Linked DNA regions of Homo sapiens: region 2 is linked to region 1. The links are chromatin loops, found by intact Hi-C in ENCODE. Cell type or tissue: heart right ventricle. All regions are shown on one strand. Each heading gives the region's core, and the rest is flanking DNA. Links, peaks and the distances in the headings are about the cores only.

Evidence for each region. Hi-C counts contacts between places; a loop is a spot of excess contacts. Peaks named below come from ENCODE experiments on the same cell type or tissue, not always from the same donor. Only the 100,000 strongest peaks of a DNase experiment are listed, where the experiment ranks them.
Region 2: a loop joins it to region 1, with 6 times the contacts of the local background. A loop is called at or near these places in 1 of 110 quality-filtered maps.

Annotation. Positions count from the first base shown.
Region 1 is chr9:79,709,340-79,716,550 of GRCh38, reverse strand. It overlaps TLE4 (TLE family member 4, transcriptional corepressor), which reads right to left. Exons shown (of 20, transcript NM_007005.6): 14 at 6,852-6,928. Among named protein-coding and RNA genes, the nearest start is that of LINC01507, 110 kb to the left of the region's middle. In heart right ventricle, for the core only: no CTCF peak of the experiment used is centred there; no DNase peak of the experiment used is centred there.
Region 2 is chr9:79,659,146-79,666,356 of GRCh38, reverse strand. All of the region lies in intron 8 of TLE4 (TLE family member 4, transcriptional corepressor), which reads right to left. Among named protein-coding and RNA genes, the nearest start is that of TLE4, 91 kb to the right of the region's middle. RefSeq lists an enhancer at 2,738-5,152. In heart right ventricle, for the core only: no CTCF peak of the experiment used is centred there; no DNase peak of the experiment used is centred there; H3K4me3 peaks cover 480 bases; H3K27ac peaks cover 1,458 bases.

The DNA.
Region 1 (7,211 bases), core at 1,189-6,188:
CTGGGGAATCAGGTGAACAATACTGACAAAGTCCCTATCCTTCCACTAGTCTACATCCTAGAGAGGAAAACAGGTAACAGATAAACATAAATACCTGATAAACACCTCAGACAGTGGAAAATACCATTAAATATACACACACATTTTCAGATAAAAGAGAGTAGGGGAGCACACAGTGGCAGTCAGGTGGCCCTCTCTGAAGAGGCAGCATATGCGCGGAGAGCTGAAGGAATGACACAGGCCTTACAAATAAGTAATGGGGAACGTGCCAGGCAGAGGGAACAACAAATGCAAAGGCCTTGAGACCAGAACGAAGCAAGGAGGCCAGAGTGCATTCGGTGGAGAGCATATAGGATATAAGAGTGAAGGGACAGGCAAGGCCAAACTAAAAAGGGCCATATAGGCTGTGATGAGTACAGATATGATTCTGGAGACTTGTGCAAAAAAAGTGACATGATTCAGTTAACGTCTTCAAATGATCTTCTGATTGCTGGGTGAAGAATGGAGTGTAGGTGGCAAAACGAAAGACAACTAGTCTGGGGACTACACAGTAATCTAGAGGAGAAGCAGTGGCTAGAGCCTGGGAGATAGTGGTAAGTTGGAAATAGAACGTGGAGCACTCTGGCTGACTGGAGCCACAGTAGGTTGTACTGGATGGGACGCTTAGAATCTGGAGGTGACACAGGGGTGATGATAAGCTCTTCTTTGTGAACCTGTAAATACAGGTAACTGAAGGTGAGGAGGGCAGATGTTCACTAGAGATGAGGGGGTCCAAGACCATGATGAAGATACTGGGGGGTTGTCTTTGTAGATACCAGAGTCAACCAGGATTATGGCAGCCTCTGGGTAGTGGAAGACTCTCAGCCATGTATCAAGTCTTTAATACACTGGGGAAATACTCCCAACAAGGTGGAAGAGGGGGTAGTCCAATGGCACGAGCCTGAAAGGAGCAAGGTTTTCACCAACAGGTAGAAAAGTTCTGTTCATGGAGAGGCTGGAGAAGGGGTGGCAACCACAGCTGTTATTAACCCCACCGCTGGTGCTGAGGTCAGTGAATGAAATGGAAAGGTCACCCTGTATAGGGCTGCAAGTGAAGGGATGATCTCAGGAGACGGCCAGATTTCAGTTCAGACAAGGAGAAGGTGGCAGTAACGCTTGTGAAAGGCTGAGGTTCTGAGGGATGATGGCCGAGAAAAAGGCTAATTGATTTAGCAATTAGGAGGTCATGAAGACTAAATCTTAAAGGAAGAGAAAGAAAGATTATTCCAAGTTTAGATGGTGTTATACATTCTTAATGATAATTTATTAGAAAAGCCATCTCATTCTCTAGTCTAGAATCACTAAATGGTTATTAAAGAGCACTGAGATTTCAAATAGTTAAGAAACCAGGCACACAATTTCCTTCAAGGCCTTCAACAGGACAGCCTTCACCTCAACAACAACCACTCTGTGAGCACCTACTATGTTCCTGGCAAGAGTCCTTTCAAAGAGTCCAAATGAATTCCAAGAGCCTGCTTTCATTAATGACATTAATGTGGCCCTCTGTTTGCTATTAGTATACATAGAAGGCACTCAGAACTGGAAATAATAAAGCTCTAGTACATACTTATTATCAGATTTCGATAAACTCTTTGACTGTAACTAGCAAATACTCCTGGAAGGTATGAGGGAAGTCAACATTGCTAGGAATCAGAGAAACCGAGGCGCAAAGGGCTACTCTGTTTCTAACTAATTTAATGCACAATGTGTTAAGTACCTCCCATCCATATACTCTGACGCAAACGTCATGCTAAGGATACAAAACTAGGTAATGCACCTGGTCTTGCCCACAAGTGACTAACAATCTAGTTAGCATGATGAGAGAAAAGTACAGAAATGACAATATCAGGTCACATTCTAATGGAAAGTATTCTGAAGTGTTTTGAAAAGGAAAGAAAGTTTATGTTGGATGAGAGACAGACATGGTAATAGAGATGGGTTTTTAAAGAATGAAAAGATACCATCGAGTAAAGAGAAAGATGGAAAAAATATTCCAGATAGCAAGAATAGCAGAGAGCAAAAGTTCCAAAAGGATGAGGTAAAATGAGCTGGGAAATCCTTGAATTGGTTTTAATCCAGGAATTCATTCAATAATAACTACACAGTAGGTGGATGGAGGAACTGGCCAAGCATAGTCTGAAAAAACATACCAGATCTATATCTCTATATAATTAAAATCAATGTAATGCTATAAAAGGGAAGGACCAGAATGCCAGCCTGAGACCTTCCCAGAATTGACTGAAGAGATTTTTGAGGGATAAAGGGAGTGTGCCATTACTGGGCAAAGCTATTCATAAAATAAACTTGGTAGCAAGGAGTAGGATGGACAGGAGGAATTAAAAACAATTATTCCTGTTGGGCGCGGTAGCTCAGGCCTGTAATCCCAGCACTTTGGGAGGCCGAGGGGAATGGATCACTTGAGGTCAGGAGTTCGGAGACCAGTCAGTGAAACCTCATGTCTACTAAAAATACATAAAAATTAGCCAGGTGTGGTGGCGCATGTGCCTGTAATCCCAGCTACTTGGGAGGCCGAGGCATGTGAATCATTTGAACCCAGGAGGCAGAGGTTGCAGTGAGCTGAGATTGAGCCACTACACTCCAGCGTGGGTGACAGACCGAGACTCTCTCTCAAACAACAACAACAACAACAACAACAACAAACAACAACAATTATTCCAACAATTTAAGTAAGAGGTACTGGGGGTCCTGAACCAGGCAAGGGCAAGGATGACAAGTTAGAAGGTACAATGGATATAAAATCCTGTAGGACTAAATTGACGAGATCTGAGGAGGAGCTAGAGTAACTGAGTTTCTGAGCTCAGGAAAAAAGAAACATGGTACTTGTAGTTAACAAAAAAAGGGCAAACTGGGAAGAGGACCTAATTTACAAAAGTACTTTCTGAATATAATGAATTTGTGGTGCAAGTAACATACACCCAAGATCCCTAGCTAAGATGCCCAACAAATAACTAGAAATACAGGGCTGGAGGGAGAGGGTGCAGGGAGTCAGAGAAATAGAGTGACCTGACCTCCTCTCAACACGAACACACACACCACAGGTTAAGCTGCTACGAGCAGAGTGGCTCTCCAACAAACATGGCGATGAGAATAAGAGACAGTTGAAGAAAATGCTAGGCTTGGACTCTCTGACATAACTACACTTTAAACAATCCAGACACATGCAATTTGCTTTTTTAAAAACATGTGTGTCAAACTTGTTATATATGGATTATCATCTTGACAAAGACCCAGCATATTTAAAGAAGGTCACTGGCTTTCCCACCTTCCCCTCATTCTCCTCTCTGAGGCCCAGTTCTGTTATGCTGTGCTCATCTCTCACGCGCACAGTACCTTCTCCACATTTCCAATGTGTCACAAGATGGGCTTCGACCTTGAGGTCACAATGAGAGGTCTGGTTATTGTATTTTACATTGAAATACGATAGAAAATTCTGTTCTAAGTAGCATACAGACCAGTGAGTTAGCCAACAAATACTCGTTGAAGGTTTTTACTATGTATCAGGCATTATTCTCATTTGAAAATCTTGCTTTATAAAAATAAATCAATGCAAAAGAGTCAGATTTCTGAATTGTGAGCAGCCTATAATCCACTAACGTGAGATCTTTTATTTTTGCTGTGTTCACATGTCACATCTCATACAATTAGTACCGTGATGTTAATCAAATAGTTATACACTAGCCATAGAAGTCTCATTTGAGTAGCAGGTGAAGGAGAAGGGCCATTTTTGGCTTATGTTGAAATTAAACTATGCTGTTATTCCAACTACATATGAAGTAGAACCTCTGCTAATTCACCTGAGCAGACAAGAGGATTCAATGTGAATTATACAATAAACACCATTTTATTAATTTGGAACATGCATTTAATTATAATTTCTGATCATATCTAGCAATTCATTGTGTGAAATAATTAGAACAGAGACACATAACTTTTATAAGTCTTTCTGGAGAAAGGTAGTTACATTGTGGGTATGTATGGTGGAGGAAGACTTTAGGTGATTTTTTATTTTATTTTCTAGCACACTTAAAAAAGTTTTGTCTTGAAAAATATGCACAAGACAACATTGCACAATTCAGTATCTTATGATCTGGAGAGCCACATAACTGTTATATTCATTTCTGCTGTAAAAATCTATAATAAAAGTATATTATCTCTGTATGCATATAAGTGAATGTAACTTTATACGTCTTCATGCTCTGTTACATAAAGACACACCAATGACCCATCTTCTTGGGTCACTTCTGCCCCTAAAACACAATGTACCTCCTACTACATAAGTAGCTGAAAAATGAATAATATGCTGGGACAAAGCTGAAAGGGAAATAATGCTGGGGTTGACTAAACAGCCACCATGTAACAAATGTGGCACTGAATGAACACACAACATATTATCTTACTTCCTATCTTCACATCCTTCTTGTTGAGGAGGGGCCATCCCTGATTCATGAATGAGCTGATTGAAGCTCACAAAGAAATTGTGCATAAAGCCACTCTTCTCAGTGGTTCAACTGGCAGAGTCTAAATTCAAACTTGGATCTGTCACACTCCCAAAACCATACTCTGTTGACTGCACCACATGCTTTTTAGTAGTGTCATTTTCCTGGTAAAGTGTCATTTGCCAACTGCAGTAGATGTGACTCTGTCACTCTCATAAACAAAAATTCTCAACAATCCTCCAATCCATTAACCCACCCTAAAGGATCTTAAACATTTAAACATTTTATAACATCGAAAGTTAAAACTGATGAAGGGAAGTCAGCCCAAGACTCAGAAGCACCATCTGAGTCAGAGCAGCTGTGATTCCACAGTGGTTTAACTGGTCCAAATCCCTTAGCCAAGGTGTTTCCTTAAAGACACTTACACCCCTTGCCCCTCGAAGCAGCAGCTGAGGCAAGAAGCATCATCTCATTTGCTCTAGTGGTTATGCTGTAGCTCTGGGTACAACTGTTGGTTACCTAAGAAGTAACCAAAAAAAAGGGATAGTACTTCTTCCCTAAAGGAACCCTTCCACTTTCCCCACAAGTTCATATGGAACTTGTAGGTATCTGAGTCATTATTTGATTAATTGTATAACCTTGTTATTTAGCATTGCTTGAAATAGACCCAACTTTCACCTTCAAATACATCAAAGTTTCTTGGTCAATAAGACTTGTTAGTCAACAACTATTTGCAAAACACACACAGGTACACAGAATTTTATGGTAATTGATATTTATACCTTCAACTCTTGAGGAACTCTAATTTGTCTTTTCTCCCCTATTAATCAGCCAAATATTTACCAAGCAACTTGGCTGTGGAGCCAGCACTGTGCTTGATACAACAAAGGAAGGTTAGGATAGAGTCTGTAGAGAAGTATTAATATGCTACAAAAGGAAGAACTGAGATTTGGATTCCTCAGATGGAAAGTAAAGAAAGGGTCTAGGTTAGGCAACACTGAAGGGATGTGGGGAGAAGAGGGCACGCAATTAACACCAGGGTGAAAACTAAGTGCCCGAGTGTGTGGGAGTGAATAAACAAGCAATGGGAGGTCCGAGAAGAAAGAAATCAGCACATATCCATTCCCTGAATAAATCCATACCGTGAGCACCACTATGAACCAGGTACCATTCTAGGCAGTGAGACTGCTTCTATAACTGAATAGCAGAAAGTTCTGTTCTGTTTTCATGGAACTTATAGTCAAGAGGGAGAGGCAGATAATGGCTATAAAAAAGCATTAAAAAGGTAGTAGAAGAGGAAAGAATAGGGAGGAAGGGAAAGAGGGATAATAGGGTTGTCAGGGCAGAACGCTCTGACATAATGACATCTTAGATAACTAAATGAGACACTAAGCCACAGAAAGTTTTGCAGGAAGAAGGACAGTAAGGACAAAATACCTCAAGGCAGGCAAGCTACCAGGGAAGCCTCTGGGAGAAGGCGCCTTGAGCTGCTACTGAGGGTCAGGTCTGGATAGCCCTGGAGACTGGGGAGGCAGCACATACACGGCATGTGTAGTGACAGAGGGGATGCCCACAGAAAGAGTGATGAGAAAAATGCACACACACAGGTGACTAACAAGGCAAGGAGGATCTGCGGGGGAGGCTTCCCAAAGGAGAAGCGAGAGAAAGCAGCCAGCTGGGATTTTAAAGAAACAGCCAGTGCTACTTTATAGTAAAATCTTTGTTTCTGGGAAGATGAAGCCAATTAGCAGAGACAACTGTGATTAGGTAGTAATAAAAAGGTGCATTAGATTAAAATAAAGTATTTGGAATGAGATCCGTTCAGAGAAGGCTAGAACAACTGGTGTGTTGTGTTTTGTCTTTCCTAACTCAAGGAATCTGTGAATACAGAGGCTCCAGATGCCCAGAGCACGGTATAAGAAGCCAACTAAGCAAGTCACCTTTTCTGAAAACAGAACTAAGCATAAGAGTGCCCTTATTTCCTTTCAGCCTTTGAGGTTTGGCATGTCTTTTCCCAACATATTCAAATTTTGAACATTCAGGTTTGCACATAATAATCAGACTTTTGGAACAAAGAATTGCCTTGAAATCTGCAACAGATGTAGAGAAGACCTGACTACTGGAGATGCCTCTGCAATTTGCATTTACATATTAAAGCTCAAAATTTTACAATGCAAAACCCCACTTCATTACTTCTCTTCTTGTGCTAAGAGAAAATGAAAAATACCTTGCAAGGTAAAAAAATACAAGTCATGGGAACTCCCCCAACACTGTCTAGTGGTATTCTAAGTCTACGGGGCCAGCAAGGGACCTGAGTTTGACACACAATGAGCACAGAGGCAAAAAGGTACTCACGGTTTTCCTCCTGGAATGCCTGTCAGGTTTGGAGGTATTGCTGGCACACGCATGTGATGGTGTGGATCAAATCCCACCTAGAATTTTTCCCAAGCAAACAACAGAAATAAGCACAGTTACATTTGACTTGTTTTATCCTTCTCAAAATCTATTCTAAAACCTGGGAGAATAGATCCTTTAAAAATAAGGTTTTAGAGATATATACAGAAGTATTTATTGGTGAAATGATAACCAATGTTTAGGATTTAATGGTAACATACTTGGGGGTGGAACACAGATTAAAAAATTATACTAATGATTATTGAAGCTCATGGTAGAACCAAAGAGTCATTACATTCATTATACTATGTGATCTAATTC
Region 2 (7,211 bases), core at 1,374-6,373, 50 kb after region 1:
ACTTGGGAGGCTGAGGCAGGAGAATCGTTTGAACCCAGGAGACAGAGATTGCAGTGAGCCGAGATCATGACACTGCACTCCAGCAGCAGCTTGGGTGACATAGGGAGACTCCTTCTCAAAAAAAAAAAAAAAAAAAAAACAAAAAAAAAAAACCCCACCCACACACACACACACACACACACACACACACACAGATGAAGGAAACAGCAGAGATTCATACTCATTCCACCTCATTCCTGCTTCTCACTCTAGCCAGTTTACTCACTGCCACTTGTAATTGTGGAATTTCTACTTTTTACCACCAGTGTCTACAGATTTTTAGTTCTTGGCATAAAAAATTGTGCTTTCAAAAACCAAATAACAGTCCAAGACATAGAAATAAAATTTGAGAATTTTACTTCCTTCTAAAGGTCTCTAATAATCCGTGTTAACTGTTCTACTTCTGAAGCTGGCTTCAAGTAACAACTAGAAAGCTGGCAATTTTTAAAAATACTCTTGAAAGAAGAAAATATCATCAGAGCTAAATGGGAGCAGCAAAAAAACAAATAAAATTATTTACTAATTTTGAAAACAGAGAAACCACCTGAAAAGCAAGTGAGGGTATTCAAGTGCCAAAAAATCAGATGATAAATATTTTAGCTCTGTAGTTCAATTGTTTTGCCGATTCCTACAAAACACTTTCTGAATTCGAGTAAAAGGCCCATATCCCGATTGGGAGTCGACAGAACGTTGCCACTGGCATTACTGTCAGTGTTTGCTAAAGGTTCATGTTTGCATGCATTTGCACATCAGCCCGGGCAGCTTCCTGGGAAGACTGCCTTCAGAGCTAGTCCTCCCATCATCATAAACTGGTTTTATATGCACATTTTAAAGAATTCAGGACTCACCAGAAGCTCTGAGAAATGAAGAGGAACGATCCATTAATATATTTTATTCTACTCAGAAGGCAGCATATCGCAATTCCATATTTTAACAGGAACATGATTTGAAGGAAGGGATTGTATCTAATCTTTACTGTGCACCCCCAATGCAGTACAGGCCTGTTTGCCCTCCAGCTGCTGAATCAATACCTACTGATTTAAATATTTTATTTGGACTGCAAGTTCATCTGTCAATACCAACAGGTTTCAAAGTCAGGAACCATTAATATAATTTTTAGTCAGTTGTCTAACAAAAAACAAATCAGAAAAATCTCTCAGCTACATACAGAGGTATAGCTGTGCCTTTTTAATAATCAAAGGAAAACATATACAGAATTGACAAGGAGTTCTTCCCACCTAAATACCTTTCAGTACTAATGCAATCGAACTTCTGTTTTAATACATTTGTTATAAAGGAAATTTTCACCCTAACAATTAACCAAATAGACTACATCCATCGTGAAACATTTCATATGTAATATTCTTCTTTCATTTCTCCCCAGGAAAGAGGGTTGACCCATAAGGAAGAATGGAGAGAGAAAAAAAAAGGGAGGCACAAAGAGAAAAAAGGAAGAAAAGAGAAGGGAATTGAAAATGACAAGGGTGAGCAAAACAGTTTACAAGTGAACATCTGGTATTGACAGGAGGAACTGAACACAGTCTGTACAGTCATGCTGAAGTCTAGAAGGAGGATGGCAATTTGAAAAGAGGGAGGGAAGAAGTGGCAGCGGGAGGCAGGAGGAGGGAAAGAACAGAAGAGGTCAGGGGTGGGGGACTAACTAACAAAAGTACTGTTCCTGGACGCTTACGTATTTAGTCATTATTTGCTCTATTCTCCCAAAGGCAAAAATGTCACCAGCTTAGTTTAAAATTTCCCTAAATAAGGTCAGACTAGGTTACTAACAGATTTTATCATCAAATCAGATTCCAGCCTACGCATCCAATTCAGGAGTCTCATTCAGAGCAGTGACAGTCCAATATGGTTTGGTTATAATCCCTGAGGCGGGGGCTGGGCCAAGGATGTGGAATAACTCAGCTTTCAAGTCCTGATAACTGTGGTACAAACACAAGTGATTATTTCAATTTTCTCTGCAGATTATTTTTTCAGGGCAACCCAATAAACCCAATAATGCCCAGATTTACTAGAAAAATTTTTATTCATTTCCCCATGCACCAGAAAGTAAGCTAATAACATCCCGCTGAGAGTGCTGTCAGGCTAAATCCCTGCACTGCTGAATGCACTGCCGGGATAAATCTCCCTTCACTTTCCATTCCACTATCCACTTTAGGGCAAGGCCCTGGGGACTGCTCCAGATTACCCCTCTGCACGCAGTGTCACAGGCACAAGCCCGAGTGGTCCAATCAGTGCCAAGAAAAGAACAAACTAAAAAAGATTAATTCACAGATGTTCATGCATTTCACATACACTGTGCCCCGTGGCCCGTTGCTAGGGCAACGGGAGACCACCAGTGCGCGCTTTATTGGCTTTATGAAGTGCGTCTCGGGGACTATAGTCCGAGAAACGCTGCATAATAATAGTGTGGCTTTTCTGAAGCCTTGTTTTGTGTTTATCCACATTTAACCTTCTGAGTATTATAAAGAGCACCCTTATGCATAGCTTTCAAGCACTCCTCCCTTCCCCCCAAAACTGCCACAACTTTCTATCTAGAAACATTAAATTGCATCTCTTAGGGGTCCATTTTGGGAAGACCCATGTTTATATTGCTCAACCAGTTCCGTGACCAAAAAAAAAAAATCTACAACCATTTAAAGATCACTACTATATTAGTGCAGCTAACCACATCAACCACCCAAACCCGAATACACACATGCCTTGTTTTCTATGAAACCAGGGGAACCTTGCTTTTGAGTATCAGGAGTCAGTTTTAGCCAGAAGGAATGTCAGAACCAGCAAGCCTCATCAGAGTCTGTCAGAGACGCAGCATCATCCAATAGAACTCTCTGCAGCAGTGGGAAGGTTCTGTATCTCTGCCGTTTTGGCAGTTTCTACAGCCACGTGTGGCTACTAAGGACTCGATATGTGGCTAATATAACTGGGAAAATGGGTTTGAAAATTCTATTTCATTTTAACTTTAAATAGCTTCATGTGACTAGTGGCTACACCATATTGGACAGGGCAGCCTCAGAGGCTTACCAGACAACTATCTATGTTTTTAAAAGTTCCTAAAAAGCTGTCTCTTCAAGCTTTTAGTTTCTGCTTAATTCATAAAAATATAACTTCAAGTAAATGTACACAGAATGGTCTTCATGATTGCCGTTGCCGCTAGCTGTGCGAGTCCCAATCAGCCAGAGTCTTTGTGAAAAAGGCTGAGGGAACAAGACTAACTTTCCCCTCCTTCTCCACCCCCACCCCCACCCCCACCCCCACCCAGGTTGGGAGGTTAAAATCACAAATGTCACGACTCTCAGAGCAGTAGCACAGATCAAGTGTTAATCTAAAGGGAAGGGGTGGGTGAGGGGGAGAACACAGGCTTGTGGGGGCGAGGGAGGATCTGGAATGAAGAGGAGAAAAATAAAGCCAGTGAATAGATCAATAGAAGCAACAGCTTACATTCAGATTCACAGGAGAAAGAACACACGGAGACAATCATTTCCTGGGAAAAGCTCAAGCCTAATGAGAATTTACTCTGCTCCTTTATGCGACAACCAGCCCTTTTGTGGCACGGGTTTCCTGACTGACAGGAACCCGGGGCCCCTTAATAGGATTTCCATATTATTTCCAACACCTGCCCAGAAGTTATTTGTTTACATCGAAGGAGGCAAGATTCTCAAATCAGACATCTGCTTCTAGTTCAGGCATATCTTAGGAAACCATCTAGAAAGCAGCTTTGTTACCATGGTGACATTTTTATTTTCCTCCTTTAGTTGGCTCAAAACATTAGCATTTCCAATTTTATTTTGTTGTTCAAAAGGCCAAATGTCGCTCACAAAAACAGAAGTTTAAAAAAAGATAAGTGAATAGAATTCTCAAAATTCTCTAGAATAATTAAAATGACCATAAGGAGCAATAAATAACAAGGAGATCTTATTATATAAGCCTACTGGCTTCTCTCACTGGGTGGCATCACTAACTTATTTACCTCCCCTCTCCCAGCCCTCTTCTATTCTCAAATTTGAAGTCAGCAACTTGAAAAGTAGCAATTTAAAAAAGAAGATTCAAGAATCCTTCAGGATATGATACAATTAAATAATGAGTCCATTTCCATGAAAAAGAATTCCTCATGCTCACCCTTATCACCATATCTTAGAAAGTTCACTTACAACAAGAATACTTAAGACATTTTAACTTCCACCTCACTGCCTGCATTTCTGTAAAAGGGGAGGGAAAGTGTAAGCTTTTCACGAACATTTAGTGGATGCAGAGGGGATGGAATATTAAACAGTGTGAAGGAAGAAAGGTGGACCGCACGTGAGCGGATTACATGTATGTGTGTGTTGTTCTCCAGTTTCTAGTGAAGGAAAACTAGAGGCAAAACTGAACCCAGGGGTTGGGAGGAGGAGGGTACTTAACCACCAATTCCAACTATCACAAATGAGCGGGAATTTCTTATGTTACATTACAATACTAGAACTCTCAGCTTACACTGTTTTTAAGCAGTAAAATTTATTACATACAAAAATAATTGGATTGGTTCTAAATAATGAATAATCTGATAAAGTTAAAGCAATGTGACTTATTTTATTCAATATTTAGATTCAAAGAAAAACAACTAAGTATTCAATGCTAACATTTCAAGTTTTGATTTGCCAAGTCTAAGCAGCATTACTGAGTTTTGAAATAACTGTATTATCTTCATTTAACAGCAACCTTATTTAAAAGCATCAAAAACTCTTTCAGAAAGTACTACTCAGCTCCTCAGCAAACTTCCTTTCTATTACTCTCTCATGAAGCCTGAATTCTCTTCAACCCTTTCACAAGGCAGTTGCCATGGCAGTAATCAGATATGACTCTCTAAGTCCAAAATTACAGCCCTTATTAAAGTGGTGGGTCCTACGCGTAGAAAGTCTTTTAACCCAGAAGATAGCTGAGCTACTTCAAATCACCACAGAACAAAATACATAAGTTGGACAGAGGAAAGTGTTGCAGAAATAATTCAAGAAAGAAGAACAAGAGTATTAAACTACCCCATGAGTGATTTTATAATTTTTCCAGAGTGGGGTTAGTGTTACTGTAAGAATACAAAAAAAAGATGGTGAACGATTCTTTGGAATAATTCCATTGGAAGAATTATCTACATTTTGAGAAACAAATGTTTTTGAAATTCAAGCGTCAACTATTAAAACTTAAATCTTAGGCCCCTCTAAATTTTTAAAAATGTTAACTATAAACGTTATAATATTTTTGCAAGAGATGAAATGCATCCTAATTAAGAAAATTAGAAATTAACTAAACATCAGTATGAAAATGTCTAATAACTAAGAGGGATGGTTTATGGAGGGAAAGGAATAAACCATTTTGCCAAATCAGCTGGAGAAAGCCAACCTGCCAACCAGGCCGCCCCTGTTAATTAGTATTTGTTCTGCTTCAGCGATCGGCGGAGGAGGGTGCTGCAAAACAAGCGTGTCTCCCCGAGTCACTCACATCATTAATCCATTTATGCTCACCACCTGAGGACCAGCTATGCCCTAAAGATATTTATTCATCTGTTTGACAAACAAACAATTACCACACATTTTTCTAGAATTAGGACACCTGTTACGTTTCACACAGTTTACATGCCTAGAGGCAGGTATCAATTAATACTGAACAAATTACTGCATCATAGATTCATAGAACAAAACTTCTTAACTGTTCCTTGATAACTGTAAATAGTAAAATACATGGTAGAAATAAATACCTAAAAGTCTTGTAAACAAATAATTAAAAAGCAATAGCAATGCTAAAACACTTAATTTCAAATTACCATCTTATTTTGTTATTTTGGGAAATTGAAAGAGTTATAACGTTAAATGCTTGAAAGGCATACTTTATCACCCTACCACCGAACCCCTCAAATGATTTCCTCACTTCTAACCACTGTGTTTACTTGGCTAATGGTATGGCCAACTTTATTGCTGAAACATAACCTATGGTATAAGATTTTTATTTCAAAATTTGTTTCTAGGACAGGACTAAATAACACATAAGAAAATAGCTACATTCCAAATACTTGGAAGAATGCCTTGAGTTACAGCCTTGAGATCCATGGAGGTTAAGTGACTTGTCTATTGATATTCAGCTTACCCAGTGGTAGAGAGGATTGTTGCAGAACCTGGCATAGCCTTCCTACAGAATGGCTCATATTCTAAATGTTTCAGTGTGCTTCCTTGTGGTGTCAAGAATACTTCATGGTGAATTACACCAGGAAAAGCCTTTTCCTTATGATGGGAGAATGGGACAGAATGAAATCTAGGTTTGTCTGTATACATTGGTGATGAACAATGAAATGGATTTTACCAATAATCAAGGGAGTAAGATATCTAGAAATGTATGCTGACCGTAAAAAGGTAGAGTTCTATTTCTATTCTTTAACCTTGAAACACAGGCTATGATGTATTTGAAATACAAATCCACTGTCCAAATAAGTATTGCTCAAGATAGGCTTTTAAAAACATATTTTAAAATATGATTTTAAAAATATATTAAGTACTTCTATTTCCTTATTAGGTGGTATCCCTGATTCCCCATGCCCTAACTAAGTAAAGTTCTCTTCCCCTAAATTTTTAGCTTCTTGAGGGGAAGAGTCTTAATCTGCTTTGTGGAATTGTATAAGAGGACAAATCGAAGATTAGTTTGAGAAGGAAATTATGAGTTAGGGAGTGGCAAAAAACAAAAATTTTTTTAATAAGAAAGATTTATAGAGACCTAACAGAGATCACAACAAAATAAAATGAATCCTATTCGAATCTCATTTCAAGTAAACCAATTATTTGAAATAATCAAAGAAGTTTGATTATAAGCTGGGTATTAGAAGATATCAAAGAATTATTTTACTAAGTGATTAAAGGCATTATGGTTATCTAAAAAAAAAAGGGCCCACTATTTAGATAATGTGTTCATTTTGCATATTGAAGTACACAGGAGCAAAATGAGCATACAAATACTTCGGCAAAGAAAAAGTATAGATAGAAATATGGCTACATATTGATAGCTCTTGTACCTAGTTGCTGGGTGTATGAGGCGTTCTTTGTACTTTGTAGTATGTTTCAGATTTTTAATAACTGAGAATGAAACTGGGTTACCCAAAGAGCTTTCCTTTGAGGGCGGCGCTGGCTGTGTGACCTTTGACA